2 separate regions of the Homo sapiens genome follow, and region 2 is linked to region 1. A link is an interaction called in ENCODE POLR2A ChIA-PET data of the cell type or tissue named here. Cell type or tissue: Panc1. All regions are shown on one strand. Each heading gives the region's core, and the rest is flanking DNA. Links, peaks and the distances in the headings are about the cores only. Region 1 has its middle 19 kb from the start of G6PC1. Region 2 holds the start of RAMP2 (receptor activity modifying protein 2).

Region 1 (7,010 bases), core at 3,638-6,137:
CAGGAGAACTGCTTGAACCGGGGAGGCAGAGGTTGCAGTGAGCCCAGATCACACCATTGCACTCCAACCTGGGCAACAAGAGTGAAACTCCATCTCAAAAAAAAAAAAAGCTGTATAACAGCTTGAGATATAATTCACAATACCATACAATTCACTCATTTAAAGTGTACAATTCAGGGGTTTTCATTCCACTCCAACCCACTCAAGCCTAGGCAACCACTAATCTACTTTCTGTCTCATAGATTTGCCTATTTGGGGCATTTCATATAAATAGACTCCTACAATATGTGGCCTTTTGTGTCTGGCCTCTTTCACTTAGCATGATGTTTTCAAGGTTTATCTGTGTTATAACATATATTGGTACTTCATTTCTTTTTATGGACAAGTAATATTCCATTGTATGAATATATAACATTGTATGAATATACCACATTTTATTTATCTGTTTATCAGGCCAGGCATGGTGGCTCACATCTGTAATCCCAGCACTTTGGGAGGCTGAGGCAGGAGGATTACTTGAGCCTAGGAGTTCAAAACCAGCCTGGGCAACACAGGGAGACCTCGTGTCTACAAATAATAAAAGATTAGCTGGGCATGGTGGCACATGCCTGTAGTCTCAGCTACTCAGGAGGCTGAGGTGGGAAGGATGGCTTGAGCCTTGGAGATGGAGGCTGCAGTAAGCCACTGCACTCCAGCCTGGGCAACAGAGCAAAAGCCTGTCTCCAAATAATGAATGAATGAATGAATGAATGAATGATAAATAAATATTTGTTAATCAGTTGATGGATAACTGGCTTGTTTCTGCTTTTTGGCTATTATGAATAACAGTGCTATGAACATTTGTGTGCAAGTCATTGTGTGGTTGCATAGTTTCATTTCTCTTGGGTACATTCTTAGGAGTGGAATTGCTGGGAGATGTGGGAACTCTATATTTAACCCTTTAAGGAACTGCCAGACTGTTTTCCCGAAGGCTTAGTTAGGAAAGTTTTACAGTATTTTTGGTTTTATCATCTCTTGATTTCCTAGGATCATACCCTTTATCATAACTTTATCTACTTCTATGCTTTGGAAAGGTTTCAAAGGAAGACCGATTAGGTGGTCAGATTTTTCTTTTTCCTTTTTTTTTTTTTTGAGACAGAGTCTCTCTCTGTTGCCCAGGCTGGAGTGTGGTGGCACCATTACTGCTTACTGCAGCCTTGACCTCTCAGGCTCAAGTGATCCTCCTGCCTCAGCCTCCCATGTAGCTGGGACCACAGGCACGCACCACCACACCTGGCTTTTTTTTTTTTTTTTTTTTTTTTTTTTTTTTGTAGAGACAAGGTCTCACTATATTGCCCAGGCTGGTCTCCAACTCCTGGGCTCAAGTGATCCTCTTTCCTTAGCCTCCCAAAGTGCGGGGATTACAGGTGTGAGCCACTCACCCGACCAGGTGGTCAGATTTTACGTGAGGAACTCTCAGCGCACTCCTCCACTTGCGTTGCCAATTTCTTTGTTATTCCAACAGGCATTCCGGGAACGTTACATTTGAAGACATGTCTGCATATCTGAAATTCCAGCCCTAATTAATTGACTCATTGTTTGCAACCTGTCAAAATTTGCTGACTTGTTTTCTGAAAACCATGACTTCAGCTGCTGAATTATTAATATTCATTGACTTCACTCTGCAGTAACTGCTGAACTAGGCTGTAAGGCCTGTTTGTGTGAATAAGATAGGACGATACCATTTGTATGCAAAAGTTTTTCAAGTGTCTCCTTGATAATAGGAAACACTCTGGCTAAATAGCCTTCTGGTTATATGGTTAAGGAAATAATTGACTAGAAGTGGCATGAAGAAGCAGACAACAAAAGTCACTTCCATCAGGGAACCAAGACCTTCATTAATCCAGAGGGAAAACTAGTGATTTTTCTAGTCCAGTGATGGGCAATTCGAAGCTCAAAGTCTAATTTCAGGGAGAAAGATGAAAAACCTGCATCCAGCCGGGCCTGGTGGCTCACAGCTGTAATCCCAGCACTTTGGGAGGTCGAGGTGGGTGGATCACCTGAGGCCAGGAGTTCGAGACCAGCGTAGCCAACATGGTGAAACCCCGTATCTACTAAAAATACAAAAATTAGCCGGGCGTGGTGGCTTATGCCTGTAGTTCCAGCTACTTGGGAGGATGAGGCAGGAGAATCGATTGAACCTGAGAGGTTACTGTGAGCTGAGATTGCGCCACTGCACTCCAGCCTGGGCAACAGAGTGAGGCTCCATCTCAAAAACAAACAAACAAACAAACAAATAAAATACAAAGCTGCATCTGGACTGGGCATAGTGTCTTATACCTGTAATCCCAGGACTTTGGGAGGTCCAGGTAGGATTGCTTGAGGCCAGGAGTTCAAGAGCAGCCTGTGCAACATGGCAAGACCCTACCTATACAAAAAAAAAAATTTTTAATAAAAATTAGGCCGGGTGCAGTGGCTCATGCCTATAATTCCAGCACTTTTGGGAGGTCGAGGGAGGCGGATCACTTGAGGTCAGGAGTTCGAGACCATCCTGGCCAACATGGTAAAACCCCGTCTCTACTAAAAATACAAAAATTAACTGGGCATTGTGGTGCGTGCCTGTAGTCCTAACTACTCGGGAGGCTGAGGCAGAAGAATCACTTGAACTTGAGATGCGGAGGTTGCAGTGAGCCGAGATCTTGCCACTGCACTCCAACCTGGTGACAGAGTGAGACTCTGTCTCAAAAAAAAAAAAAAAAAAAAAAAAAATGAGCCGGGCATTATGGTGTGCTCCTGTAGTCCCAGCTACTCAGGAGACGAGGTGGGAAAATTGGTTGAGCCTGAGAGGGTGAAGCTGCAGTGAGCCATGATTGTGCCACTGTACTCCAGCCTGGGTGACAGAGCAAGACCCTGCCTCTAAAAAAATAAATACATAAAAATAAAGCTGCATCTGGGCTGCTCTTCTCAATAAAAGAAAGAAGTCTATAAATATTTTTTATTTGTCCTGAGTTGGCCTTTATTTCAAAAAAGAAAGTTGCTCACTATAAATTCTACTCAAAAACATTTTTCATTTCATGAATATAGAAATGAAGGCCAAGAGAGGTGAAATGGTGCCTCTAAGTCACGTAACTAACATGTTCACAGGTCTCTTGATTCTCAGCAAAGAGCAGTCTCCTCTCTGCCAGTCTCCTGCGTATATTTGGGCTGCTGTGTCAACATGCAGCTGTTGAAACAGAAGTAAAAGACATATGTAAACAGTACAGTCAGATTATTTGAGCCAGACTGAGGGCTTATTAACCAAATTAAAGGCAAAGCTAGAATAATTGTGTTTGAAGTGGCCTTCTCCTAATTATGTTATGGGTTTCTTTCTTCTTTTACTTTCGTTAAGTCTCCCCAGGACACAGGGTAATAACTAACTACAACCAGGAACAGCTGGGTGTGTTTATGGGGTTTGGGGTTTTTTTTAGCAAGAAGCTAGTTTTCCAGCCAGCAAATTTTCAATACTTTCCTTTCTGCCACCTCCTCACTTTCTTCTTCTGCTCTTCTCATTCCATAATTATTGCCCTCAGAACAGTTCAACTCAGCTTCAACACTGGAATGGTCTCATTCTGCTCCATCACAGAACTGGGGATTCTAATCCTTTATTATTCTGTGCTCCTTCCTCTCTCTCCAGAGGCAAAAAGAATGAAAATTGGGGCCGGGCGCAGTGCCTCACACCTGTAATCTCAACACTTTGGGAGGCCGAGGCAGGTGGATCACTTGAGGTCAGGAGTTCGAGACCAGTCTGGCCAAAATGGCAAAACCCCGTCTCTACTGAAAATACAAAAATTAGCCAGACGTGGTAGCACATGCCTGTAATCCCAGCTACTCGAGAGGCTGAGGCAGGAGAATCTTTTGAACCTGGGAGGCTCAGGTTGCAGTGAGCTGAGATTGCACCACTGCACTCCAGCCTGGGTGGCAAAAAAAAACAAACAAAAAAAAACAAACAGGAATTTGTGGGGAAAAAAAATAGTGAAAATCAAATTTCTTTCTCTCCATTGTGAACTGTTTCGGGATTCTTGACAGAGGCATGCCACCTTTGAGGGCACCAATGTCATCTTTTCGACTCCATCTTTCATTCTAATCTCCTTCTACCCCGGCTGATTGACAATGCTGCCACTGATCCCTGCTTGATCCACCCTGGCCATTAACTCAAATGAGCCTTTTGAGAGATGTAATTTGGCTTAATTGATTTAACAAGCTGGGTGGCATAAGTCAGTTTCTCTTCACTTAGATCTTTAAACTGCCAAGGTCTTTCCTGCCAGTCCATTTGTTCCCTACACAGTGACTGCAATGGAATGACAGGGGCGTCATCTCTCCTTACAGACTGTTGTGAAACCACTGTGGACACCCCTGCACCAAAGCCTCCAAAGGGCTCTTCGGTGCAGGAGCCTTAGGTGAGGCCCTGAGTCCTGATGGGTATTAGTGTCGATCGGGGAGAAGCTGACACAGCAGCCTTGGTCTTTGATCTGGCTCTTTGAGCCTTGTCAGCAGGCTCACTAGCTACAGCAGCCACCAACTGTTATCTCCAGAACTATGCCCTTTCTCATTTTTCACCTGTGCTCTGCACAGCTATAAGATACTCTGCACAGCTTCTAGGAACTTCCAAAGGGTAAATGATCCCAAATGTAAAGATTTCATCAACTGGTGAGTTAATTTATCCTCTAGTTAGGAGATAGCTGAACTCAACCCGCTCTGTTGTTGTTGGTTGAGACAGGGTCTCACTCTCGCCCAGGCTGGAGTGCAGTGGCCCGATCATGGCTCGCTGCAGCCTCAACCTCCCAGGCTCAAGTGATCCTCCCACCTCAGCCTCCCGAGTATCTGGGTCTACAGGTGTGTGCCACCATGCCTGGCTAATTTTGGAGGTTTTTTGGTATGTATTTGCAGAAATGAGGTCTACTTATGTTGTCCAAGCTGGTCTCAAACTCCTGGGCTCAAGCAATCCTCCCACTTCAGCCTCCCAAAATGCTGGGATTATAGGCGTGAGCCACTGCACCCAGCTCAGGTCTGTCTTAAGTAGATTTGTCACTCTAAATTCCAAAATCTTTCCCTCCCATCAGGTCTACTTTTTGAAACAACTGGAGTTGTCCCATCTCAGTTTACATAAGTAAAATGACTCTTGACTCCGGCCCTCTTGTAGAGACCTTGAGCTGAATATGTTACTAGGTACCCACAGATGTGCACGTGGTTAAATACAGGATAAAGTGTGCAGCCAGATTGAGAGTCTTAGCCAAAGAGTGAGGGGGAAATGGGCAGGGCTGGCAGAGAGCCACCTATTGTTAGTTTGGTAAATAAACTGCTCTCCCCAAAAAAGGCTCTGGGTGTACTTCATATTGTTGTTAAATCACCAGGGAGAGGAAAGAGTAAAACAAAACACATTCTCAGATGAACAAAGAACGTAGTTAAGACAAACTCTGCCTAACACTGGTGCTTAATGATTCTCAGCTTGGATTGCACTTCTTCAGAGAAGGTGGAAGAGATGACATACTTCTCTGTTCTCTCATTGCTGTAAAACTCATGTCCAATACTGTTGGTACACACTCCCATTTTAATTTCTGTTTGTTACTAATGAAAAAGATCCTAATTTAATTGTTTCTCACTGTCCAAGTTAAGGTTGAGAATGGAAAAAAAAAATCCCAGGTCAAATAGCCTTCTGATGAGGTTGTTTTGTTTTTGTTTTGTTTTGTTTTGTTTTGTTTTTGAGATGGAGTCTCTCTCTGTCACCCAGGTTGGAGTGCAGTGGCGTGATCTCGGCTCACTGCAACCTCTGCCTCCCAGGTTCAAGCGATTCTCTTGCCTCAGCCTCCCAAGTAGCTGGGATTACAGGTGCCCACCACCCTACCCAGCTAATTTTTGTATTTTTAGTAGAGACAGGGTTTTACCATGTTGCCCAGGCTGGTCTCGAACTCCTAACCTCAGGTGATCCACCCATCTTGGCCTCCCAAAGTGCTGGGATTACAGGCGTGAACCACCGCGCCCAGCCTCTAATGAAGTTGTTAAGGTAAGAATTTATTAGCAAAGTGAACTTTAAATCATGTGTAAACTTTAATAATAGTTCATTCCACTGTGTGTTTCCTTGCTTCCTGGTTGTCAAATATTAATTCATACCCAGGATATATTATTTTAAAAATACGATATAGCCCCTAAAGCTTGCTGCAAATATCTATCCACCTCCTATTTCTTACAGTTCCTTGATTCAATGTCCTCTTAGTTTCTTGATCTGACTGTTCAGTTTCGTATTCTGAATTCTTGTGTTCCACGTTTAAAAACAAAAACAAAAACAAAAAAAAACAACAAAAAATGTGTGAGTATTCTTCTGTAGAAATGAGGTCTACATTGCAGCCTGATTCTGTAATAGTAATTGAAGAGTCAGTGTTACTTTTCTGTAAATGTTTCTTTGGCATCTCTGATTTATTTGGCTTCTGAAATCTAATTTCTTCCTCCTTCTTTGAAAAAGTAGGTCCCTTCCACTTGGTTTGTTGTGGTGAGCCCTGAGCAATGCCTGGAGATTGATCTTCCAGCAGACAGTGGAATGATTCCAGGAAGGTTTTAGCACCCGGCCTGTCTTTGCAGCTCTGCAGTCCTCAAAGTCTCCAAACTCTGATGCGAGCGTTCACATTTTCCTGTGCACAGGGACAAAACTACGAAGACTTTTTGCTGCAAAACGAAAACCCATTGGCTGATCTACCTTGTAACTGCTATCTACTTTATATACTCAAATAGCTGTGTTTAGGATCGAAATGATCAGGTCTGGAATATACTGCAGTAGATACTGCAATTCACAAGCAATTTTACAGAAGAAGCACCCAACCCCGACTCTAAACTATGTTTGCCTTTCCTCAAGAGTCACTTCTAAACTTTTTTTCACAACACACACTTTTCATAGTTGTAACCTTTCCATTTGGTGTTTTGTTTTGGGGTTTTTTGTCACTTAAAATAATCTAATCTACACGTTCCCCAGAGCCAGCAGAGGCTACATTCCTGTCATTTAA
Region 2 (12,834 bases), core at 3,949-6,448, 160 kb before region 1:
GGGACTTCCCATGACGAAACTAGCTTCTGTTCCTAATACGGCCCTTCCTCTACCCATTGCTACAGATCATCAGATCGTGGGACTATCTCCTATGGCTACATGGAAAAGAAAGGTGAGGTCTCCTGTCCCTATTCATCTCCAAAGACCCCCAAAGTAAACCCTCAGTTACCCGGATGCTCTCAGAGGTCGATAAAAACATTCAAACATCCAACTGGCATGGAAAAGTGGAAGAGGAAAATCAAAACGAGAGAAAATTCCCAGATTCTCCAATTAGACAGTTTGGACACCTGAGCTCAGGAATGACTACAATAAGTTCTCCTTTGGAGGTCTCAACATCATGATGCAAACTTAACCCCAACCCTAGGCTAAAAATAAAACTTCCCAAGGGCCAGGTGCAGTGGTTCATGCCTGGAATCCCAACACTTTAAGAGACTGATGCAGGAAGATTGCTTGAAGCCAGGAGTTCGAGACCAGCCTCGGCAAAAAAGCAAGACCCCCATATCTACAAAAAATATGCCTGCTGTCCTAGCTACTTGGGAGACTGAACCAGGAGGATCTCTTGAGCCTAGAAGCTCAAGACTGCAGCATGCCATGATTCTTCCACCGCACTCCAATGTGGGCAACAGAGTGAGCCCCTGTTCCTAAAAAGTAAAGTAAGATAAAAATAAAATAGGAACTTCCTACCAAGTTACCTATATTTTCTTTTTTGATCTTAAGGCCATTTTACATATGAAAATCTTGAGCTCCAGAGATGTGAAATAACCTGCTCAAGTTACTTGCAGTAAGACAGAGGCAGAACCTACCTTCAGAATCCTCATCAGTTTTTTTCTTTCATCCGTTATGATTATCCATTATCATTATGCCATATTGTCCTTTTTTTTTTTTTTTGAGATAGGGCACAATCACAGCTCTCTGCAGCCTCAACCTCTGGGGCTCAAGTGATCCTCCTGCCTCAGCCTCCCGAGTAGCTGGGACTACAGGTGCACACCACTATGCCAGGCTAATTTTTTAAAAATTTTTTTATAGTTTTTTTTTTGTAGAGACAGGGTTTCACTATGTTGCCCAGGCTCTATTTTAAATCTAACATTTGCTTTTGTCCCCTTTAATCTTGACCCCAACCCCAGTCCTAACCCATAGTGGGCTCATGTGCTTCTGGCCCCAACCCAGTGAAAATGGCTTGTTTTGCTTTCTGCACCTCCTTGCTCCTTCCTCCCATCTTATCACTCAGAAATCTCCCATGCTTCCTTCTTGAAAGGAGCAATCCTAGGCAGGCAGGAAGGACTAGATTTGGTCCCAGCCTGAAATGTCTCAGAGACTGCATGGCTCTTTTCTGCATCATTGTAGAAATGATCCTTACCAGGAGGACTTTGGAGTTCACGTCAAGCAGGCCATTGACTCTCTCCCACTGGATTCTTTGCAAAAGCAGCCTCTTGACCATAGAGGAGGACAACAGGTTATCCGTGCCCATGATCCAAGAGCTTGAGATCCTGAGATGAAGACTTCAGGAGAGATCAGGACAGATAATTTGTGGTGGGCAGGAATCAGTAAACTGGGACAACAGCAGCAGCTGAGTCCAAGGGTCAGTGTCTGGGAGTAATTTAGGAAAGTTTGGTGCTGACAGCTGTGTCTGGGACTTGAACGTCATGGCCAAACCAGCTCCTGGGCTCCTCAGCTGCTTCAGACTAATGAACCTCTGGCCCAGGACACAAGAAGCAGCTGTGGTGTGGCTGAAGTCAGGACCCCCGGAGGCCCAGACTCAGCCTTGCTGCTTCCTTAACAGTGTGACCTTAGATAAGTCACTTAGGAAAAGAGGAAAGGAAACTAGCATTTAGCGAGTGCAGTGCCCTTTCACAGCTGCCATCATACAGTGAGGAGGGGAATGTCCCTATTTCACATGAGAAGTCCTGAAGGTAAACGTGTCATTCAAGGCTCTATAGCTGGGGAGTAAGAAGACAGAATTAGAACCCAGAGCTTCTGAATTCAAATCCCGGGCTGTTGGCCCTGAGCTTTAGCTTCTCGGTCTGTAAAATGGTGTTACACTCACCTGGCACATGAAGTCGCACACTGAAGGTTCTAAAACCCCTCCATTCTTTCTCCCAACCGTGGTCCTGAAGAGCTGTGGCACCTTCTTCCTGGGAACGTAGTCATCGTATTTTGCCCTCCCCACAACAGGTTTGTGGGGTCTAGGCCCCAGGAGGTGTCTGAAGGGAAGGTATTTGGACTTTGCTTTCCCCTCTACCCCACTCCCCAGACCTTCTCCCGACTCCAGAGGGCTGGCTCCCGCTTCTCCTCCCTGGTTTTGGCTGGCGGACTGACATCAGCTGGTATTCCTAGGGATAGGATAAGGAACCCTGAGCTGCATGGCTCAGCTCCAGGCGCCCCTTCCCCCACAACCCAGGACAGCCCCTTAGAAGCAGCGGCGTCGAGAGGCCGCTGGAGCTCCCAGCCCCCTCCCTCTTCTCCACGTCTGGGAGAGCAGCTTGCCGACCCCTCCAGACCCGAAAGAGAGAGGGGGCGACTCGAATTCGGGGAGCGATCCTGGGAGACCCTGGAGAGTCCTGGGCGCCACGCAGCCGAGCCCCCGAAATAGATCCCGGTTCCGGGGTTCCGGGAGCTGTCCAGCCTCGCGGGGTGAGCTACGAGAGGGTGGGCCAACGCCGGCGAGGCGGAGGGAGCCGCGGGCGCCAGGCGCGGGTGAGGCAGCGACTCCCCCTCCAGCCGCGGGCCCCGAGCGTCGCCCCCGCCCCCCACGTGGCCGCCGCCGTCCCAGCCCCTCCGAGGAAGCGGCGCGGCTTCCTGCAGCTTGGGCTGGGGATATAGGCGCCCCCACACCCGGGCCCGGCTCAGCGCCGCCGCCGCTCCTCGCCTCCTTGCTGCACGATGGCCTCGCTCCGGGTGGAGCGCGCCGGCGGCCCGCGTCTCCCTAGGACCCGAGTCGGGCGGCCGGCAGCGCTCCGCCTCCTCCTCCTGCTGGGCGGTGAGCGCGGCGCCCCGAGGCCCGGGCGGGAGGCGCGAGAGGCCCCGGAGGGGAGAGGGGAGAGGGGAGAGGGGCTGGATGGCCGAGGCCGGAACGGGCCCTGGGGTGCGGGTTAGGACCGACGTACCTAGCAGCACTGGCCCTCGGACGGTCCCTGACCCCACCTCGGGGCGGGCGCAGCATGAGCTGCTTCCCACCCAGGGAAAGCTGGGGTGCTGGCCCCGGCCCCTCGAAGAGGGCTTAGGAGGACGGAAGCTGGCCAGAGATGAGGGGGCTTTGGGCCTGGGTGTGAGTGACAAGGAGCTGGTGCCAGCCCCTCCCTCCCCGGCACTGAGGCGTCCGTGGGGGCTAGATTATTCCTCCTTTTCTTCCAAGGTAGCCTATTTTCGGAGGGTCTCAGTCCCCCAACCCCCCTCGCAGGCTCCACTGCCGGGGTCCCCGCTATGTTACCCTCCTCTCCCGTTTCTTCCCACAGCTGTCCTGAATCCCCACGAGGCCCTGGCTCAGCCTCTTCCCACCACAGGCACACCAGGGTCAGAAGGTGGGTACCCAGGGTGTGGAAGGGTGGCCGAGGGTAAGGACGAGAGCAAGTTCAGTGGGGAGGGTTCCTTTCCCACGAGGCCTGCCCAACCCCAGCTGATGCCCCACTACACTCCCCTCTGTTCTTTCTTGGGGTTCCTCGTGGTCTTTCTCCCTGTCCTCCTACAAAGCCCCTGCACGGCTCTGAGCTGCCCACCTCACAAGTGGGCGAGAAGACCCCAGGAAAAGGTGTACGTGGAAGTTCTTATCAGGCTGGGATGGAAAGTGCTTAGCACATGGAAGTCATTATAGGATTCCTGAGCTGGGACTCTGTCCTCAGCCAGAATGTTTTGCTAGGGAAACTTTCTGAAGGGTTCCCACGTTTGAAGACAGGCAGTTCACCTTGCAAGCACCTGGGCAGGAGGGTTTGTAGGGAGGGGTAGGGGTGTGGTCATTGTGTAGCATCTGTACCTACAGGGGGGACGGTGAAGAACTATGAGACAGCTGTCCAATTTTGCTGGAATCATTATAAGGATCAAATGGATCCTATCGAAAAGGATTGGTGCGACTGGGCCATGATTAGCAGGTAGGGGCAGTGATGGAGGGTGGCTCAGGCCAGGGGGTGGACCTGCTCATTGCAGGTAGACCCTGAGTGAGAGTGGGGCACTCTTCTCCCTGGGTCCACCCCCTCTCTCACTCAAGTCCTCTTCTGCCCCTAGGCCTTATAGCACCCTGCGAGATTGCCTGGAGCACTTTGCAGAGTTGTTTGACCTGGGCTTCCCCAATCCCTTGGCAGAGAGGATCATCTTTGAGACTCACCAGATCCACTTTGCCAACTGCTCCCTGGTGCAGCCCACCTTCTCTGACCCCCCAGAGGATGTACTCCTGGCCATGATCATAGCCCCCATCTGCCTCATCCCCTTCCTCATCACTCTTGTAGTATGGAGGAGTAAAGACAGTGAGGCCCAGGCCTAGGGGGCCACGAGCTTCTCAACAACCATGTTACTCCACTTCCCCACCCCCACCAGGCCTCCCTCCTCCCCTCCTACTCCCTTTTCTCACTCTCATCCCCACCACAGATCCCTGGATTGCTGGGAATGGAAGCCAGGTGGGGTCATGGCACAAGTTCTGTAATCTTCAAAATAAAACTTTTTTTTTGTACAATGTCCTTCTCCCCATTTCAGTGGAACCTGTGTCCTTCCCTGCCACTGCCACAGGCCCTCAGCCCTGGGTAGTAGAACTGGAAAAATCTGGATGGCCCATTGTTCTGTTCATTTCACCTGCCCCCCTGCTCCCTGCCTCCATGAAGGTCACACCCCTATATTCTTTCCTCCCAGGCGGGCCTTTCCTGCCTATATCCAAACTCGGCTCCAGGAAACAAGCAGGAAGAGACTCCCTTCCGGTCTGGACAGCAGCTGGGGGCCTGCAACTGGGGAGGTGTGGGGGAAGGGGCAAGGGAGGAATCTCTGCTTGTGACTCCTGCAAGAGGAGCAGGAGGCTGCCCAGGAGCCCTGACTATTCCTCTTCTTCATGCTTCAGTTTACTCACAGGGCCTGGGAAGAGGAACCCTGACTGAGCAACAGGAATCCATTCCTAAGGCCCTCACAATTGAGGGAGAAAGCAGTGGGGGCTTCCTTTACTAGGTTCACCACCCCTCTCCATGTCCCTTGCCCTCATCCTACATTGTCCTGGACTGGGTGTGGCCTGCAGCCTAGCAACACACTGCCCCCTGGTGTCCACTAAAGCCAGCAACCAGAAGACGTATCTGATCTGGAAGAAGCTCAAGGCTGAGGAGCACTGGACCCTGGGGTCAGAAAACTGCCATCTCTACAGCAATCACTAGTTCCTTGTTTGTTTGTTTGTTTGTTTGTTTGTTGAAACAAGGTCTCATTCTGTCACCCAGGCTGGAGTTCAGTGGCACAAACATGGCTCACTGCAGCCTCGACCTCCTGGGCTCAAGGATCCTCCCATCTCAGACTTCCAAGTAGCTGGGACCACAGGCGTGAGCCACCATGCCCAGCTAATTTTTTTTTTTTTTTTTTTTTTTTGAGATGGAGTCTTGCTCCGTCACCCAGGCTGGAGGGCAGTGGCATGCTCTCGGCTAACTGCAAACTCTGCCTCCTGGTTCATGCCATTCTCCTGCCTCAGCCTCCAGAGTAGTTGGGACTACAGGTGCTCGCCACCACGCCCGGCTAATTTTTTGTATTTTTGGTAGAGACAGGGTTTCACTGTGTTATCCAGGATGATCTCGATCTCCTGACCTCATGATCCACCCACCTCGGCCTCCCAAAGTGCTGGGATTACAGGCACGAGCCACCACACCCGGCCTAATTTTTTTTTTAAGTTTTTTTATACAGATGGGGTCTCACCGTGTTGCCCAGGCTAGTCTTGAACTCCTGGCCTCAAGTGCTCCTCCCCAGTCAGTCTCCCAAAGTGCTGGGATTACAAGCATGAGCCTGCTGTGCCTGCACAACCACTAGTTCTTAGCTGGACCCCGCTATCAGCTTCCTGAGACAAACAACACTCTCTTCAGATACCTTCCTACTTTCTAGGATCATACCCAGCCCCTCTCTACAAGTCACCATTGCTGTATATGAACACACCTATATGTTCCCTGGATAGTGAGGCCCATTTCTTACCAGGTAACCTACACCTTCAACTCTCCATCAGACACAACTGCCAGGTCTCCAAAAATATCTCCAAAACAACTTTATTCTCCATGGATACATCTGTTTACTCCTTGTGGCACCCCGAGCCTCTTTAGGGACTTTCCTTCTTGTTGAAATATCTGCCTTCTTGAGTACATGCATGTCCATTTCTTGGGGTATCCTGCCTTTTCCATATATGCTTGTATGATTCCTGGAACATGCCTATTCATTCTCTGAGACACACATCTCTCAGGGTGCATCTGTTTTTCTAGGCACACATATGTTCCCTAAAAATATTTTGAGTTTTCTGACCGGGCGCGGTGGCTGACACCTGTAATCCCAGCACTTTGGGATGCCAAGGCTGGTGGATCACCTGAAGTCAGGAATTCGAGACCAGCCTAACCAATATGGTGAAACCCGTCTCTATTAAAAATACAAAAATTAGCCAGGCGTTGGGGTGTGTGTTTGTAGTCCCACTACTTAGGAGGCTGAGATAGGAGAATTGCTTGAACCTGGGAGGCAGAGGTTGCAGTGGGCCAAAGATCGCTCCATTGCACTCCAGCCTGGGTGACAGAGCGAGATTCTGTCTCAAAAAAAAGTATATATATTTTGAGTTTTCACCTGAAATACAGGTTTCCTTAATTTCCATGAATGCATCTGTCTTCCCTAAAGGTATATCTACTCCCTTTGTAGCATGTATTTGCCTTCATGCATTTTATTAATATACATCAAGGACCTGCTGGTATAAAACACTGTGTGTGCCGGGCACAGTGGCTCACGCACTCCCAGCACTTTGGGAGTGTAATCCCAGCACTTTGAGAGGCTGAGGCGGGTAGATCACAAGATCAGGAGTTCAAGACCAGCCTGACCAAGACAGTGAAACCCCATCTCTACTAAAAATACAAAACTTAGCCAGTTGCAGTGACAGGCGCCTGTAATCCCAGCTACTCGGGAGGCTGAGGCAGGAGAATTGCTTGAACCTGGGTGGCAGACGTTGTGGTGAGCCAAGATCACGCCACTGCACTCCAGCCTGGGTGACAGAGTGAGACTCCATCTCAAAAACAAAACAAAACAAAACAAAAAAGACACTGTGTGGTGTATTATGTTGGAAAGATAGGTTAGATAGAGTCTGGTTTTCTGCCCTCAGTGGCTTTCATCTAGTGAGAAAGTTGACGTGTACAAATTAACAAACCAAAACAAAAGTGTAATGAGAATCATGCTAGGGATACAAACCAAATGTTATCTGAGTGTGAGGGAAAAAGGGATCACATCTGGCTGAGAAGATCACAAGGGGTGTGATCACAGGAGGGTGACTGCAGAGTTGGTAGATGACTAGGCCATAGCTGGAGTACGTTCTTCTAGGGGAGAGAGTAGAAAGGGAGGTGAATTAGGAAATTATTGCAATAATCCAGACCTGAGAAAATGAGGACATGGGGCAAAGGAGTGTTGAATGGGGTAATGGAAAATAATTATAAAGTAGAGGATAGGATTAAAAACGGGAGGAAGAGGCCAGATGTGGTGGCTCATACCTGTAATCCCAGCGCTTTGGGAGACTGAGGTGGGAGGATCACCTGAGGCCAGGAGTTCAAGACTAGTCAGGGTAGCATAGTGAGACCATGTCTCTACAAAAAAAAAAAAAAAACACAGGCAGGGCGAGGTGGCTCATGCCTGTAATCCCAGCACTTTGGAAGGTTGAGGTGGGTGGATCACTTGAGGTCAGGAATTTGAGACCAACATGGCGAAACACCATCTCTTTTTTTTTTTTTTTTTTTGAGACACAGCATTGCTCTGTCGCTCAGGCCAAAGTACAGTGGTGCAATTTTGGCTCACTGCAACCTCTGCCTCCCTGGTTCAAGCGATTCCTGTGACTCAGCCTCCCAAGTAGCTAGCACTACAGGCATGTGCCACCATGCCCAGCTAACTGTTATATTTGGAGTAGAGACGGGAGATTTCACCATGTTGAGTTGACCAGGCTGGTCTCGAACTCCTGAGCTTAGGTGATCCACCTGCCTCGGCCTCTCAAAATGCTGGGATTACAGGCGTGTGCCACTGCGCCCAGCCCGAAACTCCATCTCTACTGAAAATACAAAATTAGGCCAGATGCGGTGGCTCACGCCTGTAGTCCCAGTACTTCGGGAGGCTGAGATGGGCAGATCACCTAAGCTCAGGGGTTCGAGAACAGCCTGGCCAACATAGTGAAACCCTATCTCTACTAAAAATACAAAAACTAGCTGGGCGTTGTGGTGCATGCCTGTAATCTCAGCTACTCCGGAGGCTAAGGCAGGAGAATCGCTTGAACCTGGGAGGCAGAGGCTGCAGTGAGCTGAGAACGCAACATTACACTCCAGCCTGGGCAACAGAGCGAAACTCTGTCTCAAAAAAAAAAAAAAAAAAAAAAAAAGCTGGCACAGTGGCTCACGCCTGTAATCCCAGCACTACTTTGGGAGGCCAAGGTGGGTGGATCCACGAGGTAAGGGGATTGAGACCATCCTGGCTAACACAGTGAAACCCCATCTGTACTAAAAATACAAAAAATTAGCCGGGTGTGGTGGCACGCGCCTGTAGTCCCAGCTACTCAGGAGACTGAGGCAGGAGAATCGCTTGAACCCAGGAGGCAGAGGTTGCAGTTGCGCCACTGCACTCCAACCTGGCGACAGAGTGAGACCCCGTCTAAAAAAAAAAAAAAAAGCTGGGTATGGTGGCATGCACCTGTAGTCACAGCTACTCAGGAGGCTGAGGCAGGAGAATCACTTGAACCTGGGAGGCGGAGGTTGCAATGAGCCAAGATCGTGCCACTGCACTCCAGCCTGGGCAACAGAGTGAGACTCTGTCTCAAAAACAAACAAACAAACAAACAAACAAATAAGAACTCAGCTGGATGTAGTGGCACATGTCTGTAGTTCCAGCTACTTGGGAGGCTGAGTGGGGAGGATCAGGGATTCAAGGTTATGGTGAGGTATGATTGGGCCACTGCACTCCACCACTGGCAACCCTGTCTCTAAAAAAAATAAAAAAAATACCAACAGACCCTTGATGTATATTCATGAAATGCATGAAGGCAAATACATGCCATGAAGGGAGTAGATATATCTTTAGGGAAAACAGATGCATTCATGGAAATAAAGCAAACCTTTATTTCAGGTGAAAACTCAAAATATCTTTAGGGCATATTGTCCACTTCCCCATTCAACACTCCTTTGCTCCATGTCCTCATTTTCTCAAGCCTAGATTATTGCAATAATTTCCTAATTCACCTCCCTTTCTACTCTCTCCCCTAGGGAGGAAATTAGCAGGACTTGGATAAAACAGGAGGGAGAGGCCAGGGCTGAGGGAGAGGAGAGGTTAGGGGTGACTCAGGCTTTGGACTTGAGTTACTAGGACAATTATGGCAGTAATAATAGAAAAGAGCCATTGAGGAGGAAGAACTGTCCTGAAGAAAAGAATGTACAATTATAAGGTAACAGTGGAACAAGCTGTTATGTTCCACAGAGAGTTAGAAATGGGGGGATGGGAGTGGAAAGAGGTTGGGTCTGGAAATATAGGTGTGGGAGTCTCCTGCACGGAAGTGCGCCGTAACGCCATTAGATAGATGAGAACTCTAAGACAGAATGGTTCATTGAAAAGAGGAAGGCTGGCCGGGAGCAGTGGCTCGTGCCTGTAATCTCAGCACTTTGGGAAGCCAAGGCGTGCGCAGATTACCTGAGGTCAGGAGTTCAAGACCAGCCTGGCCAACATGATGAAACCCTGTCTCTACCACAAATACAAAAATTAGCCAGGCATGTTGGTGTGCGCCTATAATCCCAGTTTCTAGAGAGGCTGAGGCAGGAGAATTGCTTGAACCTGGGAGGCAGAGGTTGCAGTGAGCCAAGATCATGCCACTGCACTCCAGCCTGGGCAACAGAGCGAGACTTGGTCTCAAAAAAAAAAAAAAGAAAAAGAAAAGAAAAGAAGAAGGCTGAGTTACACTCTTAGGAAACATCACACTTAAAGAATGAGAAAAGGGCTGGGTGCAGTGGTTTATGCCTATAATCCCAGCACTAGGAGGCTGAGGCAGGAGGATTGATTGAGTTTAGGAGTTCGAGACCAGCCTGGGTAACATGGCAAAAACCCATCTCTACAAAAATTTTAAAAGTTAGCCGGGTGTGGTGGTGCATGCCTGTAGTCCCAGCTACTCAAAAGGCTGAGATGGGAAGATCGCTTGAGCCTGGGAGGTCGGGCTACAGTGAACCAAGATCACACCACTGCACTCTCCAGCCTGGGCAACAGAGTAAGACCCTGTCTCAAAAAAACAAATAAATAGGCTGGGCGTGGTGGGGTCACGCCTGTAATCTCAGCACTTTAAGAGGTCAAGGCAGGCGGATCACGAGGTCAGGAGATTGAGACCATCCTGGCTAACACAGTGAAACCCCATCTCTACTAAAAATTCAAAAAATTAGCCGGGCGTGGTGGCGGGCGCCTGTAGTCTGGAGAGCTAATGGAGAGGCTGAGGCAGGAGAATCGCTTGAATCCGGGAGGTGGAGGTTGCAGTGAGCCAAGATCATGCCACTGCACTCCAGCCTGGGCGACAGAGCAAGTCTCCATCTCAAAAATAAATAAACAAATAAGAGGGACAGAGGGAAGATCAGAGATGTAATAGCAGAACAAGAATAAAGGAGTGTCAAAGGCCAGCCATGGTGGCTCACGTCTGTAATCCCAGCACTTTGGGAGGCCGAGGCAGGCGGATCACCTGAGGTCAGGAGTTCGAGACCAGCCTGGCCAACATGGTGATACCCTGTCTCTACTAAAAAATACAAAAATTAGCCAGGCGTGGTGCGGTGCCTGTAATCTCAGTTACTCAAGAGGCTGTGACAGGGAGAATTGCTTGAACCCGGGAGGCAGAGGTTACAGTGAGCCAAGATCACACCACTGCACTCCAGCCTGGGCGAAAGAGCGAGACTCCACCTCAAAAAAAAAAAAAAAAAAAAAAAAAAAAGGCTGGGCCGGTGGCTCACGCCTGTAATCCCAGCACTTTGGGTGGCCAAGGCAGGCGGATCACCTGAGATTGGGAGTTTGAGACCAGCCTGACCAACATGGAGAAACCCCGTCTCTACTAAAAATATAAAATTAGCTGGGTGTGATGGCACATGCCTGTAATCCCAGCTACTCGGGAGGTTGAGGCAGGAGAATTGCTTGAACCCAGGAGGCGGAGGTTGCAGTGAGCTGAGATCTTGCCATTGCACTCCAGCCTGGGCAATGAGAGCAAAACTCAATCTCAAAAAAAAGGAGTGCCATAAAGTCAACGGAAATAGTGAGCTTTGAGAAGGTATTATCAACTGAATGGTTCATTCATTCATCCATTTAACAAATATTTGTTGGTCATTCTGTGGACTAAGTACAGTGCACAGTGTTTTTACTTATTTTTTTTTAATTTCTTTTTTTTTGAGACGGAGTCTCGCTCTGTCACCCAGGCTGGAGTGCAGTGGCGCGATTAAGCTCCCTGCAACCTCAGCCTCCTGTGTTCCAGCAATTCTCCAGCCTGAGCCTCCCGAGTAGCTGGGATTACAGGCGTGCACCACCATGCCTGGCTAATTTTTTGTATTTTTTGTAGAGACGAGGTTTCACCATGTTGGCCAGGCTGGTCTTGAACTCCTGACCTCAAGTGATCCGCCCACCTCGGCCTCCCACAGTGCTGAGATTACAGGCGTGAGCCACTGCAGCTGGCCTTTTCTTTTTTTTTCTTTTACCCAGAAACTAAGGTCACAGGAACTGTGCGCGTGAAGGATTTGGGTGAGGGAAAGGTTGGAAATCAGACAGAAAATTGAGATCAGATGATGACAAGGTCAAGGTTTGTACTTATTTATTTATTTATTTATTTGATACAGAGTCTCGTTCTGTCTCCCAGGCTGGAGTGCAGTGGTGTGATCTAGGCACTGCAACTTCTACCTTTTGGGTTTAAGCAATTCTTGTGCCTCAGCCTCCTGTATAGCTGGGATTACAGGCATGTGCACCAACACATCCAGCTAATTTTTGTATTTTTAGTAAAGACAGGGTTTCACCATGTTGCCCAGGCTGCTCTCCAACTCCTGATCTCAAGTGATCCGCCCGCCTCAGCTTCCCAAAGTGCTGGGATTACAAGTGTGAGCCACCACGCCCAGCCTGTACTTTTTTTTTTTCTTTAAGAGAAAGGGTCTTGCTCTGTCATCCAGGCTGGAGTGCAGTGGTGCGATCATACCACACTGCAGCCTCAAACTCCTGGGGTCAAATAATCCTCCTGTCTCAGCCTCCCAAAGTGTAGGGACTACAGGCATGTGTCACCATGCCTGGCTAATTTTTAAAATTTTTTGTATAGATGGAGTCTTGCTATGATACCAAGGGATGTAAATATCATTATTATTGGGCCAGGTGCAGTGGCTCACGCCTGTAATCCCAGCACTTTGGGAGGCCGAGGCGGGTGGATCACGAGGTCAGGAATTCGATACCAGCCTGGCCAAGATGGTGAAACTCCATCTCTAGTAAAAATACAAAAATTAGCCAGGTGTGGTGACGCATGCCTGTAGTCCCAGCTACTTGGGAGGCTGAGGCAGAATTGCTTGAACCTGGGAAGCAGTGGTTACGGTGAGCCGAGATCGCGCCATTGCACTCCAGCCTTGGTGACAAGAGCGAAACTCCGTCTAAAAAATATATATATATAATTATTATGATTATTTTTTG

The links. ChIA-PET counts read pairs that join two places held together with the same protein. Peaks named below come from ENCODE experiments on the same cell type or tissue, not always from the same donor. Only the 100,000 strongest peaks of a DNase experiment are listed, where the experiment ranks them.
Region 2: POLR2A ChIA-PET joins it to region 1 with 12 read pairs; 7 of 35 experiments call an interaction of 5 or more read pairs at or near these places.

The regions. Positions count from the first base shown.
Region 1 is chr17:42,915,845-42,922,854 of GRCh38, forward strand. No RefSeq gene overlaps it. Among named protein-coding and RNA genes, the nearest start is that of G6PC1, 19 kb to the left of the region's middle. RefSeq lists an enhancer at 1,221-1,979. In Panc1, for the core only: no CTCF peak of the experiment used is centred there; no DNase peak of the experiment used is centred there.
Region 2 is chr17:42,758,382-42,771,215 of GRCh38, forward strand. It overlaps RAMP2 (receptor activity modifying protein 2), which reads left to right and starts at 2,846. Exons shown (of 4, transcript NM_005854.3): 1 at 2,846-2,977; 2 at 3,453-3,518; 3 at 3,974-4,082; 4 at 4,216-4,660. The coding sequence starts at 2,881. The coding sequence ends at 4,471. RAMP2-AS1 (RAMP2 antisense RNA 1) reads right to left here and starts at 2,876. Exons shown (of 6, transcript NR_024462.1): 1 at 2,499-2,876; 2 at 2,254-2,330; 3 at 2,045-2,132; 4 at 1,358-1,499. RefSeq lists a silencer at 2,960-3,049. In Panc1, for the core only: CTCF peaks have their summits at 5,233 (motif pointing left) and 5,437; a DNase peak (open chromatin) is centred at 5,184.